Regions from separate parts of the Mus musculus genome. Here region 2 is linked to region 1. A link is a loop called in an ENCODE intact Hi-C map of the cell type or tissue named here. Cell type or tissue: heart. All regions are shown on one strand. Each heading gives the region's core, and the rest is flanking DNA. Links, peaks and the distances in the headings are about the cores only. Region 1 overlaps Ifngr1 (interferon gamma receptor 1). Region 2 has its middle 36 kb from the start of Gm33104.

Evidence for each region. Hi-C counts contacts between places; a loop is a spot of excess contacts. Peaks named below come from ENCODE experiments on the same cell type or tissue, not always from the same donor. Only the 100,000 strongest peaks of a DNase experiment are listed, where the experiment ranks them.
Region 2: a loop joins it to region 1, with 2.8 times the contacts of the local background. A loop is called at or near these places in 5 of 42 quality-filtered maps.

The regions. Positions count from the first base shown.
Region 1 is chr10:19,593,306-19,596,225 of GRCm38, forward strand. The region is part of intron 1 of Ifngr1 (interferon gamma receptor 1); the gene reads left to right. Among named protein-coding and RNA genes, the nearest start is that of Ifngr1, 2.8 kb to the left of the region's middle. In heart, for the core only: no CTCF peak of the experiment used is centred there; DNase peaks (open chromatin) are centred at 1,146 and 1,356.
Region 2 is chr10:19,520,913-19,523,832 of GRCm38, forward strand. No RefSeq gene overlaps it. Among named protein-coding and RNA genes, the nearest start is that of Gm33104, 36 kb to the left of the region's middle. In heart, for the core only: no CTCF peak of the experiment used is centred there; no DNase peak of the experiment used is centred there.

The DNA.
Region 1 (2,920 bases), core at 259-2,758:
GTATGGAAAAAAATTAAGCAAACAAATCCTTAGACATCCCTTAGGATAGACATGGTACCAAGGGCTAGGTAGATGAATTATAGTTATGACTTACTGAATGCTGGGCACTGTCTATTTTCACATAACAGATCTATTTCTACAGTCACCTCTACTAAAAGTGCCACCGGTATCTGCATCCATGGTGAGGCACACGGGGCTGCCCAAGTGGTAGGAGCCACTTACTAGGTGGTAGAGTACAAATTCTTAACCATCCCACTGCCAGCAATTACCAGGGGGAGTCGCCTGTCCCTGTTGTCCATTGAAGTACACTGTGATCAGAGATTGAATTTACTTTCAGGCTGCTGGAAATCAAGACTGGGTACCTAACCTCATTCAGGGGACTCTGGGAAGACTTTTTCAGAGAGATGTAGCTTAGAACCAGAGGCTTAGAGAGAATGTGCTTGCAGGGATATGAAGTGGTATGTTCAACTAGTGGGAGAGTTTTAACAGACTGTGTGGCAGGAGAGAAATAGGAAACCACTGGAATTCTTGTTGTGTATTAATATCAAGGAATGGAAATGGGGCTTTAATTGGCTTAACCCAAAACAGAAGGTTATTGGTTCAGAGAATGAGATACCAGCTTGGCTTCGGGAAGTTGGAACACAAGAAAGCTACCACTGATGAGCAGTGGTTGTGCACACCTTTAATACCAGCACTTAGGAGGCAGGGGTGGTGGATCTCTGAGTTCGAGGCCAGCCTGGCCTACAGAGTGAGTCCCAGGACAGCCAGGGCTTCACAGGGAAACCCCATCTCAAACAAACAAACAAAACTGAAGAAGAAAGGAGGAGGAAGGAGGAAGAGGAAGAGGAGGAGAGAAGGAAGAGGAGGAGGAAGAGGAGGCAGCAGCTACCATGTACCATTTTTTATTTCTAGTTGTCCTGGTTATTGACAGATTCCCTATTTGGCAGGAATGGTGTGTGCTGGTAGCCTTTGGGTTTTAAAATCTTGCAACTTCTTCTGTCACAACAAAAACCCCAGAGGAAGGCTCATTTCCCTAGCTTGGTTGGGTGCCAACCAAGTGGGAAGGACATTGTTGAAAGGTGTGGTGTGGAGGAATTCTCAGAAGGAGAAGCACACTGTTCCTGAACAAAGTTCAGGGCCCAAGCCAGGAATCTAATGTGCCCAGCATGGTTGGTGTCGCTGAGTGGTGTGCAAGGTTAGAGAATGCTAGTTAGAAGTGCCAGGCATCATCATATTGAGTAGTTTAAGGGAGAGAGTCCATTAGGGAGCTCAAGTGTCAGGAGATGCCATGAGGAGTGGCTGTGTAATGGAGGAGAGGGGAAAGCTTGCAGGAATATTGAGGAGGTGGGGTCAGTTGGACTCTGACTGGGTGTGGGTGGAGAGAGGAACACAGCTGCCTGGCCCAGGGCAGAGCCTTAAACCTAGTGCCAGGTACTTCCCTCTACTTTAGATCCTCCTCTGTGTGACCTCATAGTTTGCACCCGCTATGGTAACACCTATGCCCTTCTGTGTTGTACCCCAGCACTTTATAATGCATTTCCTTAGATTTTTGTCGTGTTCCCTCTGCTGTTTTTATTTGTTTGTGTATTCTGTCTTGAAGTGGAATCTCATATGTAGCCCAAACTTGCTTCAAGCTGAGCTCCCTGGTGCAGCTCCCTGAGTGCTGGGATTATTATAGCCCCAGGCCAGAACACCAATTCCTTTTGCTTAAAGTGAAGATTAAAGTGTAAACTTCTGATTCACAGTCTCTACAGATTTTGAAAGATGACATTTTGATTCTAAAACAAACAACATCAACAAAACCTCTTAGAGATTGAAAGCACATAAAAGTTTTTAAAAACTGATATCCAAAACTTAGCAACACACGGCAACAGTGTAAATTTTTACAAACTAGATGAGCAATAAATGGCTTTGTCATAATTGTTCGAATAATGAGAATGAGATTTTGGTCAGAACAAAGTAACTGCTTGAGAGCAAGGAGTTAGTCTGTGTGCAATTTTCTTGTGAAAGGGGAATTTTACTTTAGCTGTCCCAGGGATTCATAATCAAAATGCACAGTATCCATTTTTTCCTGTCCAAGTTACAGATGTTTCTTACTGTAATTTATTATTCTGTTTTTGTACTGTATACAGTTGTGATGGAGCCTTAAAATCTAGCATTATTGCATGAGATAGATGTTTGTGAAATTATCAGAAAACAGTTATTTCCACTTGTACTTTATATGTTGAGCTTACATCCCTCATTTTATTAAACAGTTGCGATGCTGTTTAATTAAAATGAACAAAACGTTGCACACTGTCATCTTTACCTCCCTTCCCTAAAGCTTTGTTTTCTCCTTGATAAAATATGTCCCGTAACTATATGTCATTCCCAGGATGTGCTCAATGTGGGTGTCATCTGAGATGTGCTCTGTGGAGCTTGCTATGTATGAATTACTGTCACTTAACGCACATCATTACTTCAACAAATAGTTTTAAATATTAGAATATTTTAGTTATGTATGAAGATGTGCATTGGCTTTTTGAAAAATTATCTAGATCAATATAAGAAATGTAAAATTCATTCAAGAGCAAACACTCATTTTTCTACAAGTCACATGGTTTTTTTTCTTGTTTTGTCTTGTCTTAAACTGGGGCTGGCTTACAGGGTCAGAGGTTTAGCCTATTATCTTCATGGTGGGAAACATAACAATGTGCAGGCAGACATGGTGCTGGAGAAGAAGCTGAGAGTTCTACATCTTGATCCACAGGTAGCAGAAGTGAATGCCACATTAGGCCTAGCTTGAGTATCTGAAACCTCAGAACCTGTCCCCACAGTGACACACTTCCTCCATCAAGGTCACACCTATTCTAACAAGACCACTCCTCCTAATAGTGTCATTCCTTATGGGGCAAGCATGCAAACCCAAGCCTCTATGGAG
Region 2 (2,920 bases), core at 276-2,775, 72 kb before region 1:
ATGCTCATAGACCTACTTTGTAAAGTGGAGAAAGAAAACTATTTTATTCTTCACCATTAGAGGAAGCGAGAGTCACAGCTCCTTGTACTGACTGGTATGAAAATGTTCGGTATTAAACCTGTTTTTCTTGAATAGAACCAAGTAGCCCTGCTTGATAAAGGAACGGTCATTCCAAATTATTAGTTATTCTGCAAAGCCAGTTTCCAAGCCTAAGGAATGACAGAGTCAGAAAACAGCCATGCGATAGAAAAGCCAACATTTTTCTCAGTTAGGTAAACAGCCAGACAACAATCAACACCACTGACATCATCAGCTGGAAGTGTGAGAGAGCCGGGATATTAAAAGAAAAGCTTCCATGAATCCAAGAACTGCTATTTTCCACGAATGATTCAGGATGCTACCAGGACCAGCCACCAATTCAAGAACTGGAACAAACAGAACATAAAATCTTTCCAACTTATGTTCAGGGCAGAAGTAGGTGGCTGTTAAACAGTGCTGACACCATGAAGCAGCAATCAAATCCAGGATTTGTTTTTAATCAACTGGAAGGAAAAATAGCAAGAGAGCATGTGGCTGTTGTATGGACATCTGAATTGGAGAAAACCCACCTTTAAGAAGGACATTTATTAAACATTCCAGAAACTTCAAATATGAGCTAGGTACTAAAGGATAGGGGTGAACTGTTGCCACTTATGTGTGATAACAGTAAATGGTTAGAATCCCTTCTCAGAGATGCACTAAACACAAAGTGTGGAAGAGCAGTGTGCATGGAATTTGCTTTTAAATATGCAGGAGAAAAAATAGAAAGAGGAGGAAGGAGGAAGAAGAGGAGGAGGAGGAAGAAGAGGAGGAGGAGGAGGAAATGTAGAGAGTAGGCACCATGCCAATCATCAACACCAGAGTGAAGGCACCAGGTTTATTACACTGAATCTCCGTCTGTGTGTGTCTAAACTAAAAGCATTTTACAAGAACTATAAACTTTTGCGTGAATTTTAAAGGAAACCACAGGACAGCTAACATGGCTCAGTGTGTAGAGGCGCTTGCTGTGAAGTCTGACGATTTAAGTTCAGTCTCTGGAACACATATGGTGGAAGGAGAGAATCAATCAACTCTTGTAGATTTTACACACACACACACACACACACACAGAGACAGAGACAGAGAGACAGAGACCAAGACAGAGTGACACAGACAGAGACAGAGACAGACACAGAAAGAAGAGAGACAGACACAGACACAGAGAAAGACAGAGAGAAGAGAGAGACATGAGCACAGAGAGAGAGAGAGAAAGAGGTAAATGTAGTTAGAAACCAAAACCAAACCAGAAACACTGTCCCAAAGGAAAGTGCCGAGTTAAGAGGACAAAAAAGAAAAAGTCAAAGCCGAGGGCTCCCTGCTTGTTGCCTGTGCCCAGCTTCCTCTGAGTGAGACTTCTAAAGGAGGAAATTATGCCAAGTCAAAGGCATTTAATGCTTAGCCTGGGAAGCCAGTTCTTCCTCAAAGAAACAAAACCACAGTGTGACAGACAGAACACATTGCTCTTGTGTGGTTTGCCAGACATATCTGTAATTTGTGTCTTTTTCTCTCTCAGGATCTCCCAAGACAGCTGAGCCCTGATACAGTACTTCTCTCCTCCTTGCTTCCCTCCAAACTCTCTACACAGCACTTGATATAAAATCTTAAATGTGCCTCTCTCCAGAGGACCTCAGCTCTCCCAGCGCTGACTGACTTTCAACACTCTGTCGGCTCCTAACATTTGCCATTGAGACCTGACTGTGGTGGCTAATCGTCATTGTGGATGTGACTGGATTTGGAATCGCCAGGTGACACATCTGTTAACCAGGCCTGGGAGGATGTCCAACCTGAAGAAAGTGCATGCAACTGCGGGCAACACCATCCTGTGAGCTAGGATGTAAAGATGGCACCAACATTCTTCTCTACTTGCTGACCACAGACACAAGTGGCATGGGAAGATCCTGTTAGTGACTCTCCACACTGATGGACTGTGTTCCCAATAAAGGCTTCCTTCTCTCCACACTGATGGACTGTGTTCCCAATAAAGCCTTCCTTCTCTAAGTGGCTTTTGGGAGCCACTTTGTTACATCTATGAGAAGAGAAACTAACACACGATCATATTCACACACTGTACTACTGCATCCCGCAGACTTGCTGGTTCCCCACAAGGCTTTCAATACCCCAAATCCCCACACTTAACATCTTTATTAAGATTGGGAAGATTTTCTGAAATAATACATTCATTTGCTGGTTTTATGGAGCAGATGATATTATGGTGTGGTGGTTTGAACAGGAATGGCCCCCACAGGCTCATATACTTGAATGCTTAATCATTAGGGTGTGGATTCCAATGGATTAGGAGATGAGGCTTTGTTGGAGCAGATGAGGCCTCCTTGGAGGAACTGTGTCACTGGTGTGGGCTTTGGGATTTCAAACGCTCAAGCCAAGCCCAGTGTCTTTCTCCTGCCTGCTGCCTGCTGATCTGGTTGTAGAACTCTCAGCTCCTCCAGGACCATGTCTACCAATGTGTCACCATGCTTCCTGCAATGCTGATAATATACCAGACTTCTGAAACTGTAAGCAAGTCCCCAGTTAAATGCTTTCTTTCCTTTATAAGAGTTGCCATGGTCACGGCGTCTCTACACAGCAATAGAATACTTGCTAAGACATATGGCAACCCTATCTATCCAGACCTGACTTTCTGTAGTCTCATCCTACCTGTGGTCCAAAAAGAAAATATTAAACAGGAAAATCCAGAGATAATTCATGTCTTAAAGCACATACTATTAAAATTAGGCATGATGAGGGTTCACTCCATCTTGTTCTTGCCAACCCATGTGCCTATGTGTATTGTGTACGTATGGGGGATGAAAGAATGGATGGAATTTTAGACATTCATGGTGGG